Regions from separate parts of the Mus musculus genome. Here region 1 is linked to region 2. The links are chromatin loops, found by intact Hi-C in ENCODE. Cell type or tissue: left cerebral cortex. All regions are shown on one strand. Links, peaks and the distances in the headings refer to the core of each region. The heading gives the core; the rest is flanking DNA.

Region 1 (14,645 bases), core at 7,429-9,928, 430 kb before region 2:
AGGGATCACAAGAGTTCACATTTGTCACTCACATTTCACCTTTATCTTTTGTTTGTTGATTGGTTTTTGTTTTTTGTTTTTTAAGACAAGGGTTCTCTGTGCAGCCCTGGACATCTTGGAACTCACTCTGTAGACCATTCTCAAACTCAGAGATCCACCTACCTCTGCCTCCCAAGTGCTAGGATTAAAGACATGTGCCACTACAACCAGGCTCACCTTTGTATTCCAATACCTGTAGATTTTATGGGCTAAATCTTAGACTCTAAGTGTTTTCAGAAAGTCCACTAGGTGTGGTAGTGTGCTTTTAATCCCACTACTTAGGTGGCAGAGGCAGACAGATCTCTGTGAGTTTGAGGCCAGCCTGGTTTACACTGTGAGTCCAGGCCAACTAGGGCTATATACGACACTGTCTCAAAACAATAACAACGAGTTTTTATTATATATAACAACAAGAACACATGGATGTGTTCTTGAGAGGGACCCCATCCATGTCTTGGATCAGAAAACCAGAACCAGCAGATGCCAAGGACCAGCCTCAGCTTAGAGAGGGGTTCTGAGGAAGGAGTGTTTGTGAGCAGCAAAAAGAATGACATGAAGTCAACTTGTGGGTACAAGCTGACAGCCTGTGTTCTGCTCAAGACAGTTTTTTGAAGATCACCAGACAGCTCAGCTCTCACAGACCAAAGTCCAGTCTTTTATTTGCATATCAATTCAATCGTCCACCCCAGGTTCCCTTTTGATTATCCCGAATATCTGCGTATTTTGATATTAGCCCCTTGACTCCTAGGAAAAGACAACAAGCACATTTTTCTTAATAATGCAAATGAATTCAGAGACTGCTTGCCTTTGTAAACATAAACAACAAGCTAGTTGAATGGGATCTGTCTTTGAGTTCACTATTCCCACCACACCAGGGCCTACATTTACTCTGTCCCAGTCCCAGGTTGACTTTGAATACAGGAATCTGCCTGCCTTTGTTTCTGCTTGCTTTTGTATCTTTCTGACAAGCTGCCTCATAGTGCAGCTGACTCTGTTCTTTTAGGTCCATGAAGCCCCTCATATAATTCATATTGCATCCTTATATTTTGCATAGTTGAGAAATTATATATTTATGAACTCATGATTTCAGAGTTCTTTCCCACAGCCTTAAGCATTGTTCTGAAGGTCACAGCATTTACTAATTTTGCTAAGGACATGGACACACTCTCACCTCCTGGACTTGGAGTCATTAACCTTTGCAAGGGAGAGTATTTCCCAAAAGAGGAACATAAAGTAAATTATGCACATTATTATACAAATAAGCCCTATACCCACAGCAACTGTTAATACTCGTGGAGGCCCATACCCTGCTGGCTCTGCTCCAGGGGTGGGAATTATGTTATGCCACCCTTCCACATGGCCATGCAGGATTCAGCAAGCAGAGAGGTTTCAAAAAAGATGGCTCCCCAGCTCTCCTCACACTGCCTCACAAATGGACAACATATTTTTTCACTCTTAATGCCAAGTAACTGTGCCCCTGCCTCATCCCACCCCAGTGATATCTTGTGTTTTATGTTGGGCTTTGTAGCAGAGGAGAACCCCCCCCCCCATATTTGAAAAATAAAAAATTCTCCCCTTTGCTTTGGTTTTCTGTAAGGCACATTGTTTTAGTTACTTTTTCTGTTGTTGTTAAAAGACCCCATGACCAAGGAAACTTACAGAAGAAAGTATTTACTGGCCCTTTGCTTACAGTTTTAAAGAGTGAGTCCATGTCTATCATGACAGGGAACATAGTGGCAGATAGACATGACACTTGTAGCAGTAGCTGAGAGCTTACGTCTTTTTTTTTTAAGATTTATTTTTATTTATTGTATATGCGTATACTCTATCTGCATGTACACCTACATGACAGAAGAGGGCATTGGATTGCATTGAGGGAGGTCATGAGCCACCGTGTGATTGCTGGGAATTGAATTCAGGACCTCTGGAAGAGCAGCAAGTCCTCTTAACTGTTGGGCCATTTCTCCAGCTCTAAGAACTTATATCTTGATCCACAAGCACGAGGCAGAGAGAGTGCTAGCTGAGCTTGACATTTTTTTTAAGCCTCAAAGTCCACCCCAGTGATACACCTTCTCTAACAAAGGCACACCTATTGACCCTTCCTAAATAGTTCCACTGATTAGGGACTAACCATTCAAATATATGAGCATATGGGAGACATTTCCATTCAAGCCACCACATTCTTCTACACCTGCATGTGTATACTCTCATCTCTACTTTATTACAAAAATAATGGTGGTTGTTTGTTCTGACAGGATGGCCATAACATCTGCACACCAGAGCTTCTAGATGATGTGTACACCTGGGATGCCCACATTCCCTTTGATGGTAGAAGCTCAGTTACAGAATCTTGCTTTCTTAGTTACTTGATCCAAAGATGCCCCATATGACATGACCATGTAAATGTTCTCCTGGACACTCTGCCTTTCCTGAGCCAAGATCAGAGCCAGGAAACACAAAGAGAGGAAGGCAGACAATGGCAGGAGTTAGTGCCATCCAGATGCCAAGGAGTGGTCCTGGTGTTCATCTTTGTCACATTTCTTTTGTATGAAATAACCAGAATAGGGAAATCTAATAGAGACAGAAAACTGGTTTCTGAAGGCTGAGGGACCAGGCTAATGTGAAGGAGGAGCAAAAGCCAATGAGGAAAGAATTCCTCTTTGAAACAATAATTGGAAACCATGCTCTTGAAAGTCTGTGGATATAATACAAACCATGTGACTGTCAACTTGACAGGATCTAGGAGACAAAACTCTTTGTGCATCAGCAAACTCTGCAAGGGAGTTTCTAGATTGAATTTGTTGAGGTGGGAAGATCCTTGCTACATGTGAGCAGGAGTAGGTGATGGCTGGAATCCCAGGGTGAGTAAAACTGGGAGAAGGCAAACTGATCACAGGGCTCCTCTCTCTCTGCTTCCTGGCTTCTGATGCAATGTGGTCAGTGCCACACACTCCTGCCAGGATGGACATATTATACCTCCACACTATGAACTAAAATAGACCCTTCCTTCCCTAAGTTACTTTCATCAGGTATTCTCTCAGCAATGAGAAAATTAACTACTACACTGTGGAGGCATGACTGATTTCAAGGTGAGTGTGCTGAAACAACAACAACAAAAAAAAATCCAGTGAAATATACTGCCAACAACAGATGATGGATAAAGAAGATGTAGTATCTGTACACCATGGAACACTGCTCATCCATTAGAAAATAAAGTAAAATCAAGACACTGGTAAGTAAATGCACAGAACTGGAGATTATTATGTTACACTCCAAAATGAGCTAGATTCAGAATGGCAAATACTACATGTTTTCTCTCATAAGCAGAATCTAAATGTAAGTGTGTGTGTGTGTGTGTGTGTGTGTGTGTGTGCGTGTGTGTGTGTTTCTACATGGAAGTAGAAAGTGGGCCTTAAGGAAGCAGGACTGGGGAAGGGTAACGAGATGCATGTGACATACATAGAGGGTGGTAGTATATCAGATGAAGAAGGGCAGTGAGCGTGAGGATGGATCTGCATGTGCTGGTTAGCTAACCATCAACTCGACACCATCTAGTATTCCTTGGAAAGGGAGTCTTCATGAGAAATTCTCTACAGGGACATGTCTGTTGGGGACTCTCTTGATTGTTAATTTGTGTAGAAGACCCAGCCTGTTGTGGGCAGCACCATTCCCTAGGCAGGGGTCCTGAACTGTATGGTTGGAGAAACTGAGTAGTTGAAAAGCAAGCAAGCAAGGATCTGTGCTTATTTTCTCTCTGCTCTTGACTCTAGAGGTGCCTGGCTGCTTGCTTGAGTTCCTGCCTTGACTTCCACCCAAAGACGTGGAGTAATAAGTAGAATAGACTCCCTTCACTCGTAAGTTGCCTTCTGTCAGGGCATTTTACTCCAGCAATAGAAATGAAATTATAACAGTGGGGGGAGGGCAGTAATGGAGAAAGATGAGTAAGAACAAAGTATGATGACATCTACAGATGAAACTGCCATAATTAATCCCATTACTTTAGAAGCCAATTTAGAGATTTAATGGAAATAAATGAAGTTATTAAAACAATTACATGTTCCCACTAAAGCAAACCTACCACTGGGAAGGCAAAGGGGCATATAAAGATGTGGGGATATGAGGGTTTCTTTTACTTTCTTAAAGTTTGTTTCCTTTATTTTTTATTTTATGTGTATGTGTGTTTTGCCTGAGGACATTTGCCTGTGCACTACATGCATCTGGTGCCTGAGGAGGCCAGAAAAGGGTGTTGAATCCCCTGGGACTACAGCTGCAGAGGGTGGTGAGCTGCCGCAGCAGTGCTGGGAACTCAACCCAGGTCCTATGAAAACCACTGAGCCAGAAGGTTTCTACTTTTCAAGATGTTTTGTTTTTAGCAATAAAATTTATTTATGTATAAATATAAATAGATACATCTGGGGAGATGGCTCAGCAGTTAAGAGTACTTCCTGTTCTACCAGAGGAAATAAGGGTTAGTGCCCAGCATCCAAGTCGGGAGCCTCACAAACAAGATGTGAACAAGCCGGATGTTGTGGCGCACGCCTTTAATCCCAGCACTCGGGAGGCAGAGGCAGGTGGATTTCTGAGTTCGAGGCCAGCCTGGTCTATAAAGTGAGTTCCAGGACAGCCAGGGCTATACAGAGAAACCCTGTCTCAAAAAACCAAAACAAACAAACAAACAAACAAAAAAGGATGTGCAAACAAGATTGTGCTAAGTGCCTCAGGCACCAAACACACAGGCTAGGGATGTGGCTCAGTTGGTAGGATGCTTGCCTAGCGCTCATCAAGCCCTAGGTTAGACCCCAGCATCCTATAAACCAAGCATGGAGTGCACACATGTAATCCCATCCCCAAGGATGTGGAGAACAAGAGGAGCATTAGCTCAAGGTCAGTCTCCGCTAGATGCCAAGTTTGAGGTCATCCTGAGCTCCATGAGATCTTGTCTCAAAGGAAGATAGGGGGTGGGCTGAAGAGGTGTTTCAGTGTTAAAACTTCAGTACCCACATTTGTTAGCTCATAGCTGCCTGTAATTCTAGCTTCAGGACATTTGGCGCCCTCTTGGACTCTATGGGTACCCACCCACACATGCATGCATCCACACCCACAAACACACACATATATAAAAATAAATATTAAGAAATAAACAGTAAGCCTGAGGAGATGGCTCAGTGGTTAAGAGCACACACTATCTGCTCTTCTAGAAGACTCAGGCTCCATTCCCAGCACCCAACCACCTGCAGCTCAGGTTCCAAGGGATCTGATACCCTCTTCTGGCCTGCACATGCTGCACAGACATACATGCAGGCAAAACACCCATACACACAAAATAAAGCTAAATAAATATTTTTAAATAAATAAAATGGGATAGCTGGTCATGGTGTCACATGACTTTAATCCTGGCACTCAGAAGATAGTGGATCTGTGTGGATTTAAAGCCAGCCTGGTCTACATACCGTGCTCTAGCCCAGCCAGGGCTACATTGAGTCTTTGTCTTAAAACCAAAACAAGACAGGCAGGCAGGCAGGCAGACAGGAAGATAGATGATAGATAGATAGCTAGATAGATAAATCTGGAGAGACGGGTCAGCTGTTGAAGGTTAAGCTAACAACTAAAAAGAAAAAAATAAATCAGTAACTGCACACATGCACAGTATGTTAGGTGAATTATTGTATAATGTCAGTAAAGTAGTCGCATCTACCAAAGATCAATCGAGGCACTATGGGTCCTCCTGTGGAAAAAAAGGAGTCACCAACAGTAATATATGGGTGGAGGCTCATGTCCGGTTCTGTCTTCTCCCCACTTTCATCTCCTGAGCTCAGCATCCTCAGACAACCTGTTCAAGGGTCTCAAACAAGACCAACCATTGGCCAAAGTGATAGCTGGTGGTAACCAGGGCTGTCCATGTATCAGTAGCACCAATTGATAATGCTGCTAAGCAAGGCTGTCATCTGCCTGTTTACTTTGCTTTGATTTGTTTTACTCTGGTTTACTCAGTCCCAGGTTCCCCCAATAGGCAGGTCAATCCTCCCCATTCCCTTCTGTAAGCAAGGGCAACCCACACCCTCGTGAGCCTTCCCTCCCAGCCTCCTGTGTTTGAGCCGAGAGCCTTCCCAAGTGAGGAATCTGAAGTTGTCAAGATCCCTTCAGTCCCAGCAGAGTGGGCTCCTGATCAGATTCTCTCCCAGACACTCAGCCTCACTTGGGAGCAGAAGCTAAGACCAGATGAGCTCAGGAAGAGCTCATAGGTGTCCCTGAGGGGCCCAAGCATTTGCTGCCTTGCTGCTCTGCATGGAAAAACAAGGCTGGGTGGGGGATGGCAGGCCTGTTTGCACACCACACTGTTCAAACAGACTCCCCTGCCGCAGACACCTGTGCGGTGGAGGACAGGGCAGGCAGTGGCAGGGGCTCTCACCTCTTCCAACTCTTTCACAGCCACCCTGACAGCTGCTGCAGAGTCCTGGCCACATCATGCCCCGTGCTGGGGTCTGCGGCTGCTGGGGTGGCCAAGTATTGCCCCTGCTTCTGGCCTATATCTGCTACCTACTGCTTGGGGCCACCATCTTCCAGCTGCTGGAGAAGCAGGCAGAGGCTCAATCCAGGGACCAGTTCCAGCTGGAAAAGCTACGCTTCTTAGAGAACTACACCTGCCTAGACCAGCAGGCCCTGGAGCAGTTTGTACAGGTGAGAGTACAAAAGAATGGGACAGGAAGAGTGGGGAGGCAATGGAGGGGCTAGTGGCAGGAACAGAGCCACTACCCAGAGGTTGGTTCCCCTTTGGAAGCAGAGTGTGGAGGAAGCTTGAGCCTGGAGAGATCTAGTCCGGGGCCCCGATTCTCAGGTCTGTTATGTGACCTTGCCAGTCACTTAACCTAAATGTCCTCATCAGTAAGATGAGAAGAAAAAATATATCTGGGATTGGGAAGTTGGCTCAGCCAAGCATCTGCCAAACAAATATAAGGACCTGAGTTCTAGACCCAGATGTCCCCACACCCCCAGAGGTGGGCGGGCAAGATGGCTCAGCGAGTAAAAGCACTTGGCACGGAGCAGAGCCTGATGGCTGCCGTTCAAGTCCTGAAACTCACATAGGGAAAGGAGAGACAACTCCTGGAAGTTGTCCTCTGATCTTGACATGCACACAATGGTACATGCATTTCCACATGCATATAAACACACCCATATCCACACACACTGTTATGTACTAATTAAAATGTAATTTAAAAAAAAAAAGTCAGGCATGGCGGCTTGTAATCTCAACACTGGAACGGCCTAGACAGGCAGATCCCTTGGGCTCTATGGCCAGCCAGCCTTGCCAAATGGGCAAGCCTCAGGCCAGTAAGAGAGCCAGTCTCAAAAAAAAAAAAAGAAAAAAAAGAAAAAGAAAAAGAAAAGAAAAGAAAAGAAAGAAAGAAAGAAAGAAAGAAAGAAAGAAAGAAAGAAGGAGAAAAGGAAAGGTGGAAAGCTAGACAGACAGCTTAGTAGGAAAGAGTACTTTGTAAGTAGAGGGACCTGGCCCCCATGTACATCTCTGGGTATGGCTGCAAGTGCCTGTGACCCCAGCATTGGGTTGGTGGGTTGGGGAGACAGGTGGATCTTGAGAGCTCACTGGCTAGGCCAGAGCAGCCTAACCAAAAGGGCTAGCTCTATTTCAGTGACCCTGTCTCAAGGCAAAACCCAAACAAGGCCGATGGCTCTGTGGAATGACACCTGTGGTTGAGCCCTGGCCGCCTGCACAAACATATTCGTACACAACTCTGCACATAAGCAAATGGGAATAGACACATGTACATCCACAAAGAAAATGCACCTGCAGTCGACACACATGAACTGTCAGTCTTCAACACTCCAGAGATGTCCCCTCTCACACTCGCCCACTTCTCAGACTGCTGCTCCATAGGCTGGCTCCCAGCCTATCTCCCTGGGTAGAGACACACACAAAGGTTAGAACGAGCTGGGCTGGTAGACAGCGGCCAGGTGGGGTGGATGAAAGCTGCCAGAACTGGACCCCTAGGTGGTCTTACTTCCTGCCTGGGTTCCTCCTGCCTCCCTCTCTTTCAGAAACAAAGCAAAACTAGGTATTTTGGGCAAAGGTGGGGCACTGAGAAGATGGACAGACAGGTGGAACAGGTAGTATTAGCGAACACCAAACAACAAGCCAAGCAAAGCTGGCACAGTGAGAATGTGCATTCATTGGTAGGGACGGGGCTCTGGGCCACCATCATTTAGCACCTGTGGCTGAGCACCCTGCAGGTGCTTTCTTCCCAGTTGCTTACTGCAAGCACTGCCTTCAGCTTGCAGGTGAGAGATGCAGGGTGTCGACAAGTCTGCACAGTCACTGGCTGAGGCAGAACTCACACCCATTCTTCTCGCTGGGGAGCTCTCTACTTTTCATTCCATGAACCAGCTCACCCAGTGAGGACAGGGCACTGCTGAAAGCGAGAATTTTTAAGGTGGAGTCTGTGGCCCTCCCTCACCAGCAGCAACGCCTGAGAGCATGTCAGGAGAGCAAGCGTCAGCATCCACCCAGACCTGCTGACTCAGGCACTTTGGGTGAGCTCACCAGGTGGTGCTGAGGCCCTGAGACTTCTCTTGGGACTGAGAGCAACAGGCTTACTAGATGAGATGTGAACAGAGTGGACTGTTCTGTTGTTCTATATGTGGATATACTCTGAATATAGAGTTACTCAGGGATGATGCTCATTTCCAGCCCCCTCAACATCCCAGAAGTAAGCCTGAGTCAGGAACACCCTCCAAACCTCCTGCCCTGGGCTGGTAGTGGAGCCAGGAACGAGGAGTGGGCAGACAGGTGGCAAGGCTTAAACCAGCTCTGTAGTCAAGGGGCAAGGATGGACCAGATCTGACTGCATCCCAAGGGGCCTGTGCTTAGTTTGAGGACTCACTAGGAAAGATGAAACAGACACACCCCTGAAAGTCCTCAGTTGCAGGACAAATCCTCACCTCCCAGGGTAAGTGGAGCCTGGAAATCAGTTTTGGGGGAATCCGTTTCCTGGGGAACTCATACACTGAGTCACACACAGTGCTGAGTATGGTGTTCAAACTTGATTCCACGAGGAAGCAAGTTTGTATGTACATCAGCCCCTTTCTCCATTACCATGGGATTCCCTGAGGCTACTCAGCCACACCCAGAGCCATCAGAGGAGTCAGAACCCCTTCTCCACAGGTTGGAAGGCTCAGAGATGCACTGAGGAGCTGGGCAAATGCTAGGCCCAAGGGTGAAAGTCTCTAGGGAGAGGACACACTCTGGAATGCCTGCCCCAGCTCCCTGGGTGTGTGGGAAAGAGGAGGCTAAAGTCTGCCCAAGTGAGGGCCAGGAGGCCTCCACCCAGCTGGTGAACATCAGTTCCCATAGGAAAGAGGCAGGAGCAACCATACTTCTCAATGGCTCCTCTGCCTTTAGAGCACCGCAAGATACCAAGGCCGAGCCACCACCCTAAAGCAAGTTCCCAGCTAAAGGGAGAAGCCTAGAGTTTGGGGGGAGGGAACCCTGCCCATTTCCCATAAGGGGTTAAGGGCACAAGTTCGAGCCTGTTAAGGCTTCTGTTCTAGGAACACAAAACATAGACACATAAAGCACACGTGTGCACACACACACACACACACAAAGCACACATGTGCACACACACACATAAAGCACACATGTGCACACACACACACACATAAAGCACACATGTGCACACACACACATAAAGCACACATGTGCACACACACATAAAGCACACATGTGCACACACACATAAAGCACACGTGTGCACACACACACACACACACACACTTGTGGGACTCTCTGATGGGATTTCTCCTACAGGTATGGGTTGCACTCACTAGAGAATGCCAGAGAATGTGGCTGCCAGCACACTCACGCACACCCCATGTCCAGGAAAGCTCTCATTCCCATTACCAGTTCCATGGAAAAGCAGCCCCAGACCAGCAAACTCTCCCAGAAGCATTCAACAACACAAAATCCATCTTGTCTAATTTCCCTGCTTTCTCTCTCTCATTCTCTCTCTCTCTCTCTCTCTCTCTCTCTCTCTCTCTCTCTCTCTCTCTCTCTCTCTCTCTCTGTGTGTGTGTGTGTGTGCGTGATATTTTCCTAGCTATCAAGAGCATCTGCATACTACCTCCTTAGGCCCTGGCTTCCCACTGGCTCATTAGAGCACACACTTCAGTCAACCGCTGGCCACTTAGTGTCTTAGCCAGAACCTCGGATCCTTCATGTCCATTTCTGTGAACAGGAATGATGCTATCTAAGAGACAGGAAAGCATCCTCCTGAGAGCTTGGTGACAGGCTGCACTCAGTAACTGCTGAGCCTGCTGTCCGTGCTTCTTCCACAGGTCATCCTGGAAGCCTGGGTGAAGGGTGTGAACCCCAAAGGCAACTCCACCAATCCCAGCAACTGGGACTTCGGGAGCAGCTTCTTCTTTGCAGGCACAGTGGTCACCACCATAGGTAAGTGGGAGAGGAGTGAGGCCTCCCTTGGCCCTGCTGAGCTTGGGGTCCATTCTAAATGCCACTGCTGGTCTGGGAATATGCTTTATCCCGGAGGTGACAGACAGGGCACAGGTTGGGAAGTGGGTAGGTTGGCTGCAGCTGTAGTTGCCTGGACTCACTTCTCTGGGTCACACTGAAGGGTTAGAAAGAGCTATTCCTCAGTACAGCTGCATAAAGGCAGGAGTGAGAGCCGGTCCTGTGGCCTTCCCCTGCCAGCAACTGTTCCTCAAGGCAGCAGTTGATAGCTCAGTGTCTTGAAAAGATGGGGTGCCAACAGAAAGTCCACGCTACTCACTCCTTGTGAACCCCCAGGGTCTCTCTTACACAGACCTTTCTTCAATTCAATTAAGTTCAAGTCCAATCCCAGCCAAGTCTTCTTTGACAAGCCAGGCAGAGTGACGGGGGTGGGGTGAGGGGTGGGGGTACAGACTTGGTTCTGTCCCAGGCTTGGACTTCAGAACTTCCAGTCCCCAAAGAGGGATTAAATTGTTATAATCACACAAGGCAAAGTGTGTAATTCAATAGAAATAACATAAAACATCTCAGGGAATCACGCCTGTCAGGGAGGCAGAGAGTGGCAGTCAAGTGGGCTTCCCGGAGGCAGCATCGTTGGTGATGCGCTTTCTGTTAGTAGAGGCTGTTCTATTAGAGAATAGGGGGAGTGTCCATAGGAACAGGGAATGCTCCTCTTCCCACAGAGCTGATGGAGACAAACCTCTGCTAGAGCTGGTGGTTGGGGGTGGGAGCCAGTTCTGGGCTCTCTTTTCCCCGCATCTGCACACTCCCTTGCCCTGCAGGTTATGGAAACCTGGCCCCCAGCACGGAGGCAGGGCAGGTCTTCTGTGTCTTCTATGCTCTGATGGGGATCCCACTCAATGTGGTCTTCCTCAACCATCTGGGCACAGGGCTGCGGGCCCACCTGACCACATTGGACAGGTGGGAGGACCACCCCAGGCATTCCCAGGTAAGGCATCGTCCTCCCTCCCCCCCCCCCCCTTCAGGTCCTCAGAGTCCTCCCTCCCCTCCAGGCCCTTGGGGACAGATGGTTGAAAATTAGGAGCTGGGCTGACAGATTCAGGTATGAGAAGAGAGATAAGAAGAAGGATGATACAGACCAGGCAGGGCATGGCCTCAAAGGGTTCTATAGCACCTTGACTATGGAAAGTCAAGGTGCTACCTGTAAAGGGCTATGGAGTCTACCTGTAAAGGGCTGAGGACCAGGCCCTGGGTATGACTGAGAGGACTCTCCCTGTGTGCTAGGCAGCTCTGTGCTGCATCCTTCTTCGGTGGAGAATTTGAACATTATCTCTCCATGGTCGTCACGGGTATTCAACATTCTTTCATGTGGTCCAAAACAGTCTCCAGGATACCCAGGATGCCCACAGAGGGATCTGGAACAGTCTAGCAGTTGACAGTAGTCTAATCCCAGGCCTGAGTGGGACCCCAGGGCGCCTGCTCAGGTGTGATTCTCAAGTTTAAAAGGGTCTTTGACTCCTTCCTTGACCCACTAACACATTTCCCTGTCCAGGAAACTTGGCACATACAAATCTCATGCCCAGGGGTACAGACCCACCCAAAAGTCTGCAGCAGGGATAGGGTGGGGGTGGAGCTTAGACATTGCCCTGCCTACACCCAACTTTCCCCAGACTTCCCTCATATATTTCCAGAACCTTCTAAGTGGTCTCAAGGGCACACTCTTTCCCTCCCAGCTCCTGCAGGTCCTGGGCCTGGCTCTGTTCCTGACCTTGGGGACCCTGGTCATTCTCATCTTCCCACCCATGTTCTTCAGCCACGTGGAGGGCTGGAGCTTCCGTGAGGGCTTCTACTTCGCGTTTATCACCCTCAGCACCATTGGCTTCGGGGACTATGTTGTTGGTGAGAATGGGATAATCGGGTTATCTTGGTGGGCACCCACTAGGGGTGATGAGCATAGAGGTACCAGCTATCTGAGGTTGGTTACTTCTGCAGCCGCTGTGAACTTTTGGTGGCCTCCTCAGAAGTCTCTGGTATAGTAGCCATCACTGCTTCCTCCGTTAGTAGTCCTTAGTATGAGAACGAGGGAGATCGCATTCCTATGGAAGCGGGGTTGGGGGGGGCAGTAGGGGGGAGTGGCAGTTCCCTCAGACACAAGCGATCACTTTCCCCGGCAGGCACAGACCCCAGCAAGCATTACATCGCTGTGTATCGGAGCTTGGCAGCTATATGGATCCTCCTAGGACTGGCATGGCTGGCGGTGGTCCTCAGCCTGGGATCCCTGCTTCTGCACAGGTGCTCCCGGCTCTGGCAGCTCATCAGAGGCCTGGACCTTAAGGATGGAGCAGCCCCTGACTCTGAGCCTAGATCACAGAAAATCCCCATCTCTGCATGAGACCCAAGTGTCCTGACCTCCCCAAACCCATGCCATTCCCTGCCCTTCCCCTTTCTTCTCAACCCACACACTTCCCAGCAACTTTCCAGAGAGAGAAAGGAGACAGATGTGCCTACAAAGTGACTGGGGCGGGGGGGGGGGGGGCGGTGAGGAGACAAAGATCAAAGATCTGCATGGATGGAGATGTGAAGTTTGCCCTTGGCGCTTTTCCCATCTCCCAAAGAGAACCTGGATCGTGGTTGCCAAATCACTACTGCCATCTTAACATGGTCATGGGAGCCCTTAGGCTGCAGGCAAAGGTGGACTTGACTTTTGTATTATTTACTACATACACAGTAGGCTCTTAACAGGTCCCTACTAGGTAGCACATAGTGGTGGTTTCTGCCTTCATTGTGTCAGTGTGTCAGTCTTGAAGGAGCTCCAAGGCAGCATCCTCATCTTTGATGGGAATAAACCTGGGGAGAATGAAAGTTCAGGGCGGTGGCTGGAGGAAGGGAGCTGGACACACACCAGGGGATGCCTTTGATGCATACAGGAAGCCGTCCTCAGGAGTCTCACAGCTGAGGAACAAGAAGGCTGCCAGTCAGAATTCCCCAGCTCTCCTTGCCCACAAGTGGAGAGGAATCCTAGAACAACACTGGGGGCCCCTTTCAGGGGTCCCACCACTTTCTTGAACATGACCTCCTCTGACCCTCAGAGCACACTTAGACCTCTTTACTCCCCCGCCCCCAGAGAAGCTGGGGGTGGGGGGAGCAGCAGATCCCAAGGGCTTCATAGCCTGTCATCTCTCCGGTGGCATGGACTCCCACCGAGCCTGGTTCTTCTGCCAGATCGTGACATTGTGGGCCAGAAGGCAGGAAAGGTTCGTCCCAGACTCACAAGACTAGGAACTAATTTTTGTTTGGACTTCCTTTACCTCTCCAGTGGCAGGGGTGTCCCCAAGTTCTGTGTCCTCTTTATAGCATTAAGGGTGGGGGTGGGACTGTGAGCCCCAGAGGTTGAGGGGAGTCCCTGAGAAGGACCCGCATTGGCAGAGGGTTCCCAGCACCCAAGTCTTACTGCCACCCAGGAAAGGATTGAAATATGACGTCTCTAACACCCCGACACCTGCTGGACCCCACTTCTTTTCTGGGTGGATGGAGATGCAGGGACTTCCCTCCAAAGCAGCAAGGAAAATTTGGGTCCGGTCTTCTTGCCTGCTAGCCTCCCAGCCCGGGACAGCACAGACAAACCATACCCCCCTCCCCATTTTATTTCTTATAGTACACTGGCTGTAGCGAGATCTAGGGTGATACAAGGAAGCACTCGGAGGAAGTCCCCAGCCCCTCAGCTTAGGCAGGAGTCCTGTGACAATAAACTTGGCTGCTGTTTCTTCTCTGCAGTGGATTGCAGGAGTCTCTCCTACTGCACGGAGGCGCCGGGGTGCAGTGGGGTGAGGGTGGGAGAGAAGGAGGTTTCTGAGCCCTTCTCTCCTGTGGCTGTGGCTGCTGCCCAACAGTCCTCTCCTTTTCTCTGATGTGGGGAGGGGACTCCACTCTCTCTAGGAGCATCTTTTTTTTTTGGGGGGGGGTGTTGCAGTTCCAGGGATTGAATCCTTGAGGGTGGGCAAGACTATCCCATCCTCCAGAACTCCTGAACAGGGAAACAAAAGAGAAAAGTGTTTTTGCTTGGAGAAGGGCCCCTCCTGACCCTTCCTGCCCAGCCTGGCTCCTGTACACCATAGTTCTCCAGAGT
Region 2 (14,645 bases), core at 7,565-10,064:
TGTCTTTTCCCAGGGGTCACACTCCATTGCAGCTCCCATGATAGCAGCTAGCTAGAAGAGAGGGAGAAAGACTTCATCACGTCCTGATTTTCTTCATTGCTCCATTTTATGCTATTGGGGTACCAAAACTATGGGATGATGCCACCCACCTTCAGGGTAGATGCCATGCCTTTAGTTGATCCTCTGTGCAAACACTCTCCCGGATATACCTGGGTTTTCCCTTATCTCCTAGGTGCTAGTCAGTCCAGCAAAAAAATAACAACCCAAAGTCACCATTACAAGCCCCACTCTCCTCAACTTGACACCTAAGCCCTTCTTAGATTGTGACCAAAACCACTGAATACAGAGAAGAGAAAGACTTTCTAGTCCGATGCTTCACTAGACTTTGGGTCAGTTAGCGGAAACAGGAAATGAAGAGGAATAAGTGGGTTTAGACATATCAGCTCTGGCCTCTCTGCAGGTAGCTGGAAAACGCCACAGAACAGGTGTAACCCCCACCAAGTAAGAGAGTAGAAATCATGAGTAGAAATAAAGGCAGCCACTGTGTCAGAGGCTGAGCAGAGCTGCTTGGCAGAGTTCTTCAGCTCCTCCCTTCACTAACAGAGGGACAACTGTCTCAGGACATGAACCTGGGCAGACATCTGGGACCCAAGAGACCTGACAGGTACCAACATCAGGAATGTGCCCCAGAGAAGAATGGAAAGACAACCACCTCAGCAAAGAACAGGGGAAGGGGAGGTAATTAGCTTTTGTGGAACAGAAGATCTGGCCTATTTCGTGCTCTGGATTTAATCAACTCAATGCCTGAAAGGTTGGGAAATGATAGAAGTGGGGAAAAAGAGATCATTACAAATGAAGGCTGCCTCTCCAGGGATCCAGCTGGCCCTGAAGGCAAAGCAAGCCAATGCCTGGGCTGCGGCTCATGGCACAGCTGTTGAACAAGAATGAATCTCTGGTCCTGAAGGGAGGCAGGGGAGGGAGAGCAGAGACCCAAGAAGGAGCTTGAGCTGGGAATTCCTGGTGGAGGTCAGTGGTATAAACAAACCATCCACTTGGGATAGTTACTGCCAGCAGCACTGAGTAGGCCAATGAAAAGTTTTAAGTCCCTTTTCTTGATGGCCAGACCAAGAGCAGACTTGAGCCTTCAAAAAGTATCTTTGTGCTTAAATTTAGGAATATAGCATTTTAAAAGAAAAAAAAAAAAACCACAAAGATACATCAGTTAGACAAGGGTCAGGGTAACCTTGAAATGTTCATTTCTGGCAGAGCAGAGCATAGTGAGTATTTTAGATACAACTTGCCAATTATTCTGGCTAATATATCTATAGCATAGTCAGTGCCATGGAAATCTCAAGTGTACCGCCAAGGCAGGTGTGGCCGTTGTGGGAAGGAGCATAGAGGGTGAAGACACAACAGTCTAAGCAGACACAACATGGAAACAGGACAGAATGGTCTTACCTTGGTCATTTCATTTCCCAATTTTTTAAAAGTTATTTTCAAACCTCTGATCTCGGCTAAGGGGTAAATACTGAGTCCTGAGGATAATTAGCTTAAAGGAAGTAATTTACTATACATAGCCCCACAGTAGGTCTTATAAGTAATTTACTATACATGGCCCCACAGTAGGTCTTATAAGTAATTTACTATACATGGCCCCACAGTAGGTCTTATAAGTAATTTACTATACATGGCCCCACAGTAGGTATTATAAAAAGGCAGCATAAGGGGCCAGCCAGGCCAGTGAGGAGACTTATGAGCCATGATTCTAATTCAACATTTTATAGTACCAGAAATTAATCTATGCTCAGGTTGTCTTTTTGTTTTTTGGTTTTGGTTTTGGTTTTGGTTTTGGTTTTGGTTTTGGTTTTGGTTTTGGTTTTGGTTTTTTTAAGACAGGGTTTCTCTGTATAGCCCTGGCTGTCCTGGAACTCACTTTGTAGACCAGGCTGGCCTTGAACTCAGAAATCCGCCTGCCTCTGCCTCCCAAGTGCTGGGATTAAAGGCATGCGCACCATGCCCAGCTTCAGGTTGTCTTTTATCTAAATCATTTTTAACTTTTTGTAAAGTCTCTTTGTTTGATAACTCCTGATTTGTTAGTACAGAAACAACAAGCCTCTCCCAGTGTCATGTAAAGTCCTCTCTGGGACATGAAAATAGAGTCTAAGCCTAACTGGTGTGGGAAGATACTTCTATCAGAGATTCTACCTGTACATGGAGCATAGAGAGAGAGAGAGAACTGAAGGAGCCTGAGGTCTGCTTCTATCTGATAACTTCTCTGTTGTGGGCCCATTTCCCCCAGTTAGGGCCTTAGAACTTGAGGCAGCAGTCCCTGCAGCATTTCTATCATCACTGGAATGAGGAGAGGGAACTCTCTCCTGTCCAAATGGGGAATAAAAGGCCCCCCTCTGATCCTGAATAAAAATTCTCTTGGGGGTTCACACACAACAATACTTAATACTGGATTGTTATACAGATGTTCTGAGGCCATACAGCAGGTGAGACCCATGGTACAGGCAAACTAAGTTCCTATGTGTACTGGCTAGTTTTGTGTCAACTTGACACAGCTGGAGTTATCACAGAGAAAGGAGCTTCAGTTGAGGAAATGCCTCCATGAGATCCAACTGTAAGGCATTTTCTCAATTAGTGATCAAGGGGGAAAGGCCCCTTGTGGGTGGGACCATCTCAGGGCTGGTAGTCTTGGTTCTATAAGAAAGCAGGCTGAGCAAGCCAGGTGAGGCAAGCCAGTAAAGAACATCCCTCCATGGCCTCTGCATCAGCTCCTGCTTCCTGACCTGCTTGAGTTCCAGTCCTGGCTTCCTTGGTGATGAACAGCAGTATGGAAGTGTAAGCCGAATAAACCCTTTCCTCCCCAACTTGTTTCTTGGTCATGATGTTTGTGCAGGAATAGAAACCCCGACTAAGACAAATTGGTACCAGGAGTGGGGTATTCCTGTGACAACCTGACCATGTTTTGGGGAGGACTGTGGAAGGACTTTGGAACTTTGGGCTTGAAGATCCATCCATTGTTAAGACCTCTGTCGGATGTTGTGTAGGAGCTTGGAAGATAATGTTGAGAACACTGCAGAAGTTGGAGCTCTGGTGTGTGAAATTTCAGAGGGAAAATTAAAGACTCTTTTCAGGGCCATTCCTGTTTTGATTGTGAAGATTCTGTAGTTCTGGTTAGCTGGGGCTGAAGAATCAGCTGTGATTAACAAGATACCAGAACTACTAAAGCAAAAACTTTGCATTACTGGGACTATTGATGCTGGTTAGCTGGAGCTAAGAAATTAGCGGTGATTAAGAAGAGACCAGCATCATTGAGGTGACATCTTCTGGGAAGTATTTTCTGAAAGCACAGTGGCTGTGTTCCAGATATAGCCAAAGTTGTACCTTGTGCTGTGGCTGGACTTGGTAATGTGTAAGGGTCACCCAGGTGGTACTGGTTTTGAAGGCATGAAGGAGTTGAGCAGAGCAGCTGAGGCTTGGCACAGTGAGAGGCCATGGAAGGCCATTGGTGAAAGTGCAGCCTCAGTTGCAATTGATGGCCCAGGACTGAAGGGGTCATGCAGTGTTTTGGAGATGCCAGTACCATGAGATGACCACCAAGAGCAGCAGCAGCAGTGGAGTACAGGCATCTGGAGCCTAGAGGATGACTCGTGTGCTACAAAGGGCCTGGCTGGAGAAGTGACCCAAGCCCTTGGAGGAGCCCAGAAGATCGTGAGTTGGATCCCAGACATTGGACAGTTGGAGATTGACTTTTGCTTTTGATTGTGACTGTGCCCTGATATTTTCCCTCTTGAAGAAAGAAACTGTTTTAGTGGAGCCCACAGTTAAGAGACTTTTAATTGTAAAAAGACTTTGGATTTTAAAAGAGATGGATATTTTAAAGAGATTGAAATTTTAAGCATATGTAAAGACTGTGGGACTTTTAAAGTTATTTAGAATGGGGATGAATAAGATTGTAAGGGTTGAGGCTTACTAGTGATGTTTTTGTGTGTCAAGTTGACAAGGGGTCAATTGTACTGGCTAGTTTTGTGTCAACTTGACACAGCTGGAGTTATCACAGAGAAAGGAGCTTCAGTTGAGGAAATGCCTCCATGAGATCCAACTGTAAGGCATTTTCTCAATTAGTGATCAAGGGGGAAAGGCCCCTTGTGGGTGGGACCATCTCAGGGCTGGTAGTCTTGGTTCTATAAGAAAGCAGGCTGAGCAAGCCAGGTGAGGCAAGCCAGTAAAGAACATCCCTCCATGGCCTCTGCATCAGCTCCTGCTTCCTGACCTGCTTGAGTTCCAGTCCTGGCTTCCTTGGTGATGAACAGCAGTATGGAAGTGTAAGCCGAATAAACCCTTTCCTCCCCAACTTGTTTCTTGGTCATGATGTTTGTGCAGGAATAGAAACCCCGACTAAGACACTATGGGAGCAAAATAAGTTTCTGAGTTAAGAGTAACTGAGAGACTATCATTACAAGAGGCAGAAAAGGGAAGAGCTGTGTATAACTAATCATGTGCTCTACTGTGAGAGAGTCTTAGCCTGAATAGATCTGGTCCAGATGAGACAGTCCATTTCTGGTCCTGGTTTGGAGCAGGTTTGGCAAAGGAGTGGTGAATCCAGGCAGATATCCCTCCACCTTGATTGCATCTGGTGTTGTCAGGATGACGGCATGAAGTCTTTTCCAGGCAGGTGTCAATCCATTTTTCTGAAACTTCTTAATGTTGGTCCCTGGGTCAAAATGAATGATGAGGCACTGCAGAAGGACCTGGAAAGATGTCTCCATCCCTAGAATGGACTGTAGTTTGGACCTGTTGGAGAGACTTGAAAAGTGACTGATCTCAATGATAGGATCTCTTAAACAGGGCAACAAGGGAATGGCCTTCCAAACATATTCTCACAGTGAGTGAATTCTGCCTTATAGGGAATCCATCTTGTCCTAAGAAGAGCCAGAGGTAACAGGTTGGACCAGTTTTCACCAGTTTCCAAAATCAATTCAGAGAAGTTAAACCTGTCCAGAGCTCTGAGGTAGGAACAGTGGAACTCCTAGATTACATTTAAGGCCTTACTGACCGCTTGGCTATGATGAAAGTGAAGACAGACCATTATCTGATCCAATAGACAGGAGCAGCCTGAGTGTAGCAATAATCACGTGGAAAGGAGTCATGACCATTGTCAGAGCACCTTCCCTCCAGGTAGCAAAAGCTTTTATTCATTCCAAGAAGGTGTTCACAAACATTAACATTACCTTATGTGAGAAGCCTTCATCTCTGTGAAATCAACTTTCCATTTCTCACCAGGGGCTAGCCTCTTCAGAGAAATGGTGGGGAATCCTTTGGTCTTTGCATTGGATTAACCTGTGTTCAGGAGTGATATTAAGAGGCACCCTGAGCAACCATCTCTCAGAGATGTAGAATCTGGTGCCTGGAAGATAATCACTCAGTCTGGTAAGATCCCTGGTCCAGTTGTATCTTGTTTAGTATTTCTAGGGACTGTTCCTGTCCCCTTCTTCCTGGGACTAGATGGATGGGGGAAGGAGCTGGGTACCAGGAAAAGCAATGGGCAAGACAGAAAGGGGCTCTGCAGAAATCTCTGCTGCTTTAGTTGGGCTGCCTCATCTGCCCTGTGATTGCTTTGGGCTTCAACTGTGTTGGCTGCGTGATGCACCTTGCAATAGATAACAGCCACCTCCTTGGGGAGACAGATTGCTTTAAGGAAAGCAACAATTTTGTCTTTGTTTTTTAACCTTTTTTCCTTCAGCTGCCAGTAGGTCTCTGCCTCAAGTAGGGGAGTGTCCTAGAGGTCTGGGTGGCTAGCCTGATATATGTCCAGCAAGGTCCCACAGTCAGGGAGGAGGACCTCAGGGTTGTCATCAGGCATCAATGTCACAGGGTTGAGACTATACCCCAGGAAAAGTGAGATGGAGCTGATCAAGCAATAGACTCTGGTATTGACTGATGAGTGTACTTGACACCCACTAGTCATTTGTCCCTTTGGGAGGGCTCCTGCAGCATGGGGAACTGTTGAAGTCAGGTTCTGGCTCAGGGTGAGCTTGTCAGTATCCCTTACTTGTGTAGCAGTTGTGGCTATGCTGTGCAAACAAGATGGCATTACGGGCCTTAGCCAGAGTGCCAGGGTGTGCATCAAAACATCCTTTGAGTCTCATGAATGAGAAGGTGGCATGGTTTAGTGATATCTGGTGGCTAAAGCTGAAGTTTGAGTTAGAGTCTGTGTTAGGTCCCCAAAAGCTTGTTCCTCTGTTTCAGTCTGTTTTAAAGGCGGATCTGTCCAGTGACAAAATACAGGGTCTGAGTTATTTCACCCAACTCAAGAATCCAGAGCCTGAAATACCTACTATGCCCAATAGTTATCTTAATTGCTTCTTGGTTTGGGGGACATGGGTTCCTTCTGGGTAGTGTTGAAAGTTCTCCTACCTTGTGGAGTGGTCTTGTCTTTGTTTGGCAGAGTGAGTCTTTTTCTTGGAGATGAAATGTATGGAGCAGTTGGAGCAAGTCTTTGTGACTTTCAAACAGGTGGCAGTGTTTGGTGCCTGTCAATAGAATATCATCTACATACTGGAGCAGAGTTGGCCTGCATTGTGACACCCGGAATCCTGTTAAGTCTTTTTTGTAATGTCTTTTTGGAGTGTAGGGGGCTTTTTGAACTCTTCAGGTAGTCGTGTCCAGGTTATCTGGCTAGTCTCACTACACACTGGATTAGACCATTTAAAGGCAAACATGGCATGGCTAACTGGCACCAGGGCAATAGAGAAAGAAGTAAGCATTCTTAAGGCTTACTTCTGTATAGACCTGGTAGTCTGGTGAGATTTGGAACTGTGAGAGGAATGATTTCTGTCCATTTATTTGCTTCTTGGAGATATTGAACTGACTGATAACCTGAGGTCTCTGGTTTATGCACAGGCAGGAAAGGTAAATTCCAAGCCAACTGCCATGGGGGTAAGGTAATTACTTTCAAACAGCCCCTTGATAGGTGGAGCAATTTCTGGTCTAGCTTTTGGCTTCCAAGGATATCACCAGACCTCACTGATGTGGCTATAGTGAAGAGACTTACCAGAACTGGTGGGTGGTGGTGCCATGCCAGGAGGACTTCTCTCAGCCTGTTTCTTAGGGAATTGTTGTTGCAAATCCTGGAGCAGGGTCCTTGGGTCTGGATTTGTTTCTGCTGTGGCATCTGGGAGAACTAGAAGATATTCTTTATACAGAGAGCAGTTCAGCTGAGTTGGTAGGCAGGGGTAAAGAAAATCTGAGTTTCTTGAAGAGTAAAGGAGATGATGGTGTTATGGAATTCAAGAACACCCAGAAAAGATCCCTAGACTCATTTCAGATTTTAATTAATCAAATTTATTAAAGCCACCAGCAGGGTCACCCACAGTCTTTGGCCCAAATCAGAGATATGCTATCCAGAGGCAGGTGAAAGAAGGTCTTTTAAAGATGAAACCCAGAAGAGCTTTTCCTCTCTGCTAAGATTAGATGGTCAAGGTGACTTCAAAATAGTCCTTGAATGTCTGAATGGGCAGGTTATAGAAACCAAAATCAGCAATTATTCATATCATAACAAGCAGATGGCCATAGTTGTACATTTCTGGGCAGAGGGTTAAGGAGTCAGGGTTCCCAAGAATTTATTTTCTAGGAGCTTGAGTGGGGGAAAAACAGCTATTAGGTACCAAGATGGATGCCTAGCATGAACATGGAGTTTCATTAGCTATCACAATGGTACCTAATTTTCAAAGAATACCTCTGCCCAAAAGGAGAAAGAGCAGTCCGAGACCACCACAAAGGAGTGAGTCACCACCTGCCTGTGACTCCCTGTATTGCCATCATTACATTGGTAAATTTGGTTTGTTTGTTTGTTTGAGGGTCATTCCCTTGGATACAGAACAGTGCAGTATGAGCCGTAGGGCCTCAGAGTGAGCTGACTGGAATGCAGTCAGCATAAACCTTGCTTGCCTTCGTAGAGCTCAGCAGCAGCCACGGCATTTTGCCTGTCCTCTGCTGTAGAGTCTCAGTTATTAACTTTTACCTTGATGGACTGAGATGTATTCATCCCTGAAAAGCCCTCTAGTTTTTGGAGATTTTCTTATGGGTGTCCAGAGCTGACTGAGTGACAAAAGCCAAATTTTACACTCTAACTTTTTTTTTTACGCTAATGAATAAAGAGATGTAAGATCTGAAGGTTTCTTCCAATCTTCAAGAAATGCCCCAGGAGACTCTTCTGGGGCTGGAGGAGCCTCAGTAGTTTAAGACAAATTAGTGGTGGCAAGCTGCACCCTGAATTCCAGTCATAAGATTCTGGTGACAAGTGTCCACAGCCTGGGAACCTGCATATGTATTGGGGTCCCATTTGGATGGAGAGACTGCCTCAAATCGAGTAGCTTTTTAAAAGCATTCATACCAGCAGCTGAGCCCCCCCCCCCAAAAAAAAACCTTTATCTCAATTCAGATCTATGCCCATGAATCCCTTTTCCTTTGGGAGTAACTGGTCAGAAGGAATTACTGACAAACATTCCAGGTAGGGAAACGGGTGCATGGGACAGATTCCAGAAGAGAGTGGGGGGCTTGGGCTTATCAGAAAAAGGGACTCTGTGTCTTCCAGTTATGCAGATCTGAAGTAGAGAAAGGAGTATAGAGATCAAGGAAAGGGTGATGCCCTTCTTTAAACCACTCCCCCCCACCCCCACCCCCACCCGCCTCTGGAAGGAAAAGCGTCTTATGTGACAGAAAAACAGATGCTGGGACTTGAATCCAGAATGGGGTATGGTGGGCCCTCAAGCTGGGAAGCCAAAGGTGCCTTAGAAGCTGGCAGGGCAGTAGGTGAAGAGAGCAGCCCTCCCTGCACCGGTGCACGAAGGCCACTGTCCAGGCCCAGGCTCCACTTAGAGCCAAGAGGAGTGAAGGGCTCCGTCCCGCACCCTCGCTAGAGCCCACAGAGAATCCAGCCTACCCAGGTCCCGGGGGACATTGTCACATGAAGAAGGCCAGGGCTGGGGACAGACCCCCCAACTGTAGGGCCCGGGTAAGAGAAGCACTGGGGTACAAATCAAAAAACAAGGAGCTAACATCGGCAGAGGGTGCCACCTGTTGGCAGAATACGGGAAAACAGCAGAATTTTAACCAGTTGGTCAGATCAGATCCGACAAAACAAAAACACCAACAGCAAAATCAAGAAATCAATTAAACAAACCCCAAACGTGCCTGTCACACGTTCAGTCAGTTCTCTGGGTCAGACTTGCCTTTCATGCATTCAATAATCCACACAGTTGGCCAGTCACTCATTCAAGCAAAACTGAAACCAGACCTCACATGAGAGACTGAACCAGGATTCAGAGTCCCCACTCTTTACGTTCCAATTTAGTGTAGAAGGGGGACTAGGAAAGAGTTTCCTGTCGAATATTGTCTTCCTAAAACAGGATGAGGGCCTTAAATATCCATCCATCTTACCCAGAAGAGACCCCCTTTTCGGGGCCTATCTCTCTTATCCAGAAGGCTTCCATGGGGGCACATGCTCACCACCCATAATTCAGTCTACAGAGTCACCTCCTACCAGTGACAGAAGGATTCCTTGCTGGGAACACAGCAGTAACTCCGGACCTCTCCGGACTCAATGAGAGGTGTGGGGTCCTGGAATGCTCAGCGAAGGAGCCTCCCCTGCAGCCCCTCCTGCACGAGGAAGGCCAGGAGCGAGGTTGAGTCTCATGGAGCAGAGGGTGGGAAATCTCGTGTGGCTTCCAATTTTATGATCCACATGAGATACTTACTGACAACCATACTGATTTAGACAATAATTTTAAGTCCTTTTATTAATAACCAGACCAAAGAGGGGCTTGAGCCCTTCAAAATGTCTCTTGGTGCCTGAGCTCAGGGATACAGAGCTTTTAAGGCAAAACCACACAGATACATTTATATGAGCGTCAGAGTAAACTTGAAACATTCACTCCTGGCAGAGCTTAATAGGTATTTTAGACATAACTCGCCAATTACTCTGTTCAGCACATCTGGACCGTAGTCAAGGCCATGGAGATCTCAAACGTGTTGCCAAGGGATACGTGGCCTTTGTGGGAAGGGCTGAGAACCGTCTAAGCACACACACAACGGAATCAGGTAGTGTTACCTTAGTCATTTCAATGGGAAGCTCACTCAGCTTGTGGTAGCCATTCTCAGGCCTGTGGCCCAGGTTTCATTTAACAAGTCTGAGGCGTGGTGGAGGCTGGGGAGTGGGTACTTCTTCACTTCATTTTTTCAGGCAGGGTTTTGCTGCTCAAAGCTGACCTTAAACTTACAATCCTCCTGCCTCAGCCTCCTGCGTGCTGGGATTACAGAGGTACATCACTATATCCAGCTTGAAAATGTGTGGTCTGATGGGTTTCTGGCAGTTCTGAGGCATCTGTTCCAGGTGCCATGGATTTCTGACACCTGCAAAGGACAAGGTTCACACCATTGTCCAGTGGCTCTCTCTCTCTCTCTCTCTCTCTCTCTCTCTCTCTCTCTCTCTCTCTTTCCTTTTTTTGTTTTTTGTTTTTGTTTTTTCTTTTGTTTGTTTTTTCGAGACAGGGTTTCTCTGTGTAGCCCTGGCTGTCCTGGAACTCACTTTGTAGATCAGGCTGGCCTCCAACTCAGAAATCCGCCTGGCTCTGCCTCCCAAGTGCTGGGATTAAAGGTGTGCGCCACCATGCCCGGCTAAAATTATTTTTGCTGTTTTGTTCTTTGTTTGAGGTTGGGATTTTTTTTTTGTTTGTTTGTTTTTGTCGTTGTTTTTGTTTCGTTTTTTCGAGACAGGGTTTCTCTGTATAGCCCTGGCTGTCCTGGAATTCACTTTGTAGACCAGGCTGGCCTGGAACTCAGAAATCTGCCTATCTCTGCCTCCTGAGTGCCAGGATTAAAGGCATGGGCCACCATGCCCAGCTCCAGTGGTTCTAAACCTTCCCAATGATGCAACTCTTTAATACAGCTCTGCATAATGTGATGATCTCGTACCATAAAGTTATTTTCTCTGCTACTCCATAACTATAATTTTGCTACTGTTACAAACTATAATGTAAATATTTTTTGGAGCTAGAGGGTTGCCAAAAGGATTGAGAGCTGTTGTTACACAGCTGAATCTTATGTCAGCTGTGCATGTATCTTCAGATTCTGTGCAAAGTATTAGCTGCATAAAAATCAGAATGTTGAGACTATTATTTGGTATATAGGTACAGTAGGTGTAAATAAAAGAGAGAAAATTAAACAAACATATTAAGTATTCATGTAGATAAAATGTAAACATAGCTAGGTATGGTGGTGCATGCTTTTAAGTCCAAACACTTGGGAGATAGAGGTGGGCAACTCTCTGTAAGTTCAAGGCCAGCCTGATCTACGTATAGAGCTATGGGCCAGCTAGAGATACATAGTGAAACCGTCTCAAAAACAAAGAAAACAAAACTAAAAAAAAAAAAAAAGTGAATATAGGAATTTTCAGCTATACAAATTAGTAATATTAGTTAAATATGCAAATAAAGTGAGGGTAAAAATAATTGGGCTGTAGCTCCGAGGGGTAGAGTACCTGAGGCCTGGCTTCCTCTCCAAAACATACCATAAAAAGCAAGGAAGCCCGGCGTGGTGGCGCACGCCTTTAATCCCAGCACTCAGGAGGCAGAGGCAGGCGGATTTCTGAGTTCGAGGCCAGCCTGGTCTACAGAGTGAGTTCCAGGACAGCCAGGGCTACACAGAGAAACCCTGTCTCAAAACAAAACAAAACAAAACAAAACAAAAAAAACCCCAAACAAACAAACAAACAAACAAAGTAAGGAAGCCTCAATTAACAAAAACAGGAGTTCACCATCTACCTTCCCTCAAGGAGCCCGCCGACAGGCGGATGGGGGATGAGCAAAATACGGCCTGATTGGGAGTGAGGGCCTAGAGGGAAGAGAGCCTTCCTCGGGAGTCTTAGGCATGGCTCTTTAGTCAAAGGCCTTCCCCACAGCGATCCATAATGAAGCAGTTCTCTGAGATGATCCTTCCTTGTTCTTATTGCTTTATTTTTATGGTGGATGTGAATACTTTATACAGGGTGAACCAGGGATTAAATGCCCTTGGTGGAGGGATACCCAGGAAGGGAAGCTCATTAGCTGAAGGCTTAAGTCTGTCTAGATGCCTCATTAGTGTGGAGAAGAACTCCCGGTGTTACACTACGTGACTGAGTGTCCATGGTCCTCTCAGTGAGGTGTGGTTTCAAGTTTCAGAGCAGGTGCAGAGACAGGCAGGGAGGGAATGGCTCCAGCTCCTGCTGTCAAATCGTGGAGCTGTTTCCCCAACCCCTGTCCCCTTCCCCCAGGTCTGAGCTCATTCAACCTTACCAGTTCCTATGCCTGTTTGGTAGCGTGGTCCCACATGTCTTACCTCTATTACTCAATATTGAGATGAGATGAGATAATACAAAGGGTGGAGAGAGCCGCAGACCTGGAAGTCCTTAGACACCGACTTAGCGTTTCTGTGGCTATGATAAAGCCATGACTTAAGCAACTTGGGAAGGAAGCTCCTTTCTGTCAGTGGGGTTAGCCTTTAATGGGAAAGTACCTAATTAACTAATGCTCACAATAGTTAACAGAGTGGAAGGGCAGACCAGGTTTGCTAAGAGTGTGGGATGGGGTCCAGGCTTTTCTGAGAAGCTTGGACAGCTTCTCAGGGTAAGAGGAGTGTTCTCAAGGTGTTAGGCACCAGACAGAGGGAAGTGGGGAGGATTGGGGGATGTTGTGGATTTGGACCAATGCCACTTGTATTATGTTTATCTGGTCCCCAAAACTACAAGAATCCATATATCCACATGTAAGAAACTGAGAGAACCCTGCCCCCAGTTAGTTTGATTGGTAAATAAAGTTGCTGGCAGCCAATGGCCTGGCAGGGAGACAGAGGCCAGACTTTTGGGATTCCTGGGCAAGGGATCAAAGAGGAGGGAGAGATATAGCTACCCTGTCAGGGAAGGAAGAGAGACATCAGGCCTGAGAGGTACAGAAAGACAGAGAGATAGTCATTAGGTAGGTGTGGGAAAATGCAGCAAAGGGACTAGAGGTCTGGGTCCAGAGCAGCAAAGATGGAATATAGATTTTAGTCAGTAATAACTCAGGAATATCGGTTGAGAGTGTGTTAGCCTTGTGGAGGGTTAGTAAGTGACTCAGTCATTGAGCGTGCGTGTGGATGTGCGTGTGTGTGTGTGTGTGTGTGTTTAATTCTGGAACCCAGAACACTGGGGCAGGTAGTGAGGAGCACTGCCACTGCCGCTGGGGTTGATTTGAGTAGCGTTAATTGGGTTCTGCTACAGGGAGACGTTAGAGGCAGATAGAACTGAAGGTGCCATGGTACCTTGTATTAGAGAAGTGAGATTTATAGAATAGATCTGGGAAGAGAAAAACAAAAGAAATGGACTTGTTTCAGTTGCTGGGGTTAAGATACCAACAAGGCACCAAATGGCACTGTTCCATAGGCAATGGAGTTTATGGGTTGAATACAGTGTCAACGCTTAAGATCTGGGAATCTTCAGCAAACATAGAATATCCAAAACTATCAGGATGGACAAGATCTGAGGTCAGTATTTAATGACAGAGGGAAAATGGCTGCACATGGTTCTCCGCTATTAAGGTAAGGAGGCAGAGATTTACCATCGTGGAGCAGAAAGGAAACACCAGCCATAGGCTGCTGGTTGTGGGACACTGTTGACTCCCATCATTTGCACATCCTGGCTGAATGCTGGATCTCACACTCACAAAGAGCCTCACGCAGAGACTTTTGACTTCTATGTAAGACAATGAGGTATATGTATGCACATTCCCATGTATGCACCAAGCCTATGCACTCGTGTGGTATCTGTGTATCCTTGTGATAAAAGTGTCCATTTGCTACTAAACACACACACACACACACACACACACACACACACAAATATATATATATCACAAATTGTTTTGAAATGATAACTTATAAATACTAGGCTGGCTTTGAACTTGCTATATAGAAGGAGATGGCCTTGAACTATGGATCTGTCCACCTGAGTGCTAGGATTACAGGTGTGTGCCACCACACTTAGTTTTATGAGGTGCTGAGGATCAAGCTCCAAGTTTTGTGCATGCTAAGCAAGCTCTCTGACCTACTAAGCTACATCCCTAGCCCATTATACTACAACTCTCTCCACAAGATTTAATGTTCCTTCATTTCAAAAACAAACCTGAAATCTTAAGAAGTAGCAACAGTAATAGTCTGACCTCCAACTTCGGAGAAGAACTGAGTGTGTAGGTCAGATTTTGCATGTACCCCCAGTGACCCTGCTAAGATGGTTGTGATGAACATGCTGGAGTTCTTGAAGTCATTCTTTTTCAAGGATGGTCTTTGGGGTCAGATGAAATGTCTCCAGCATCCCCTAGAATAGCCTTTTGGGATCTCTAAAGAGTTTTAATTTTTTTAAAAATTTATTTATTTATTTATTTATTTACTTACTTACTTACTTATTTATTATGTACACCGTGTTCTGTCTGCATGTATGCCTGCATGCCTTAAGAGGGAGCCAGACCTCATTATAGATGGTTGTGAGCCACCATGTGGTTGCTGGGAATTGAACTTTGGACCTCTGGAAGAGCAGTCAGTGCTCTCAACCTCTGAGCCATCTCTCCAAC

The links. Peaks named below come from ENCODE experiments on the same cell type or tissue, not always from the same donor. Only the 100,000 strongest peaks of a DNase experiment are listed, where the experiment ranks them.
Region 1: a loop joins it to region 2, with 5 times the contacts of the local background. A loop is called at or near these places in 23 of 42 quality-filtered maps.

The regions. Positions count from the first base shown.
Region 1 is chr14:20,261,022-20,275,666 of GRCm38, reverse strand. Kcnk16 (potassium channel, subfamily K, member 16) reads left to right here and starts at 6,398. Exons shown (of 5, transcript NM_029006.2): 1 at 6,398-6,717; 2 at 10,387-10,501; 3 at 11,341-11,507; 4 at 12,253-12,418; 5 at 12,694-14,292. The coding sequence starts at 6,505. The coding sequence ends at 12,911. In left cerebral cortex, for the core only: no CTCF peak of the experiment used is centred there; a DNase peak (open chromatin) is centred at 8,708.
Region 2 is chr14:19,834,460-19,849,104 of GRCm38, reverse strand. It overlaps D14Ertd670e (DNA segment, Chr 14, ERATO Doi 670, expressed), which reads right to left and starts at 10,180. Exons shown (of 3, transcript NR_105025.1): 1 at 10,118-10,180; 2 at 7,061-7,189; 3 at 4,428-4,800. In left cerebral cortex, for the core only: a CTCF peak has its summit at 9,084 (motif pointing left); a DNase peak (open chromatin) is centred at 9,085; H3K4me3 peaks cover 707 bases.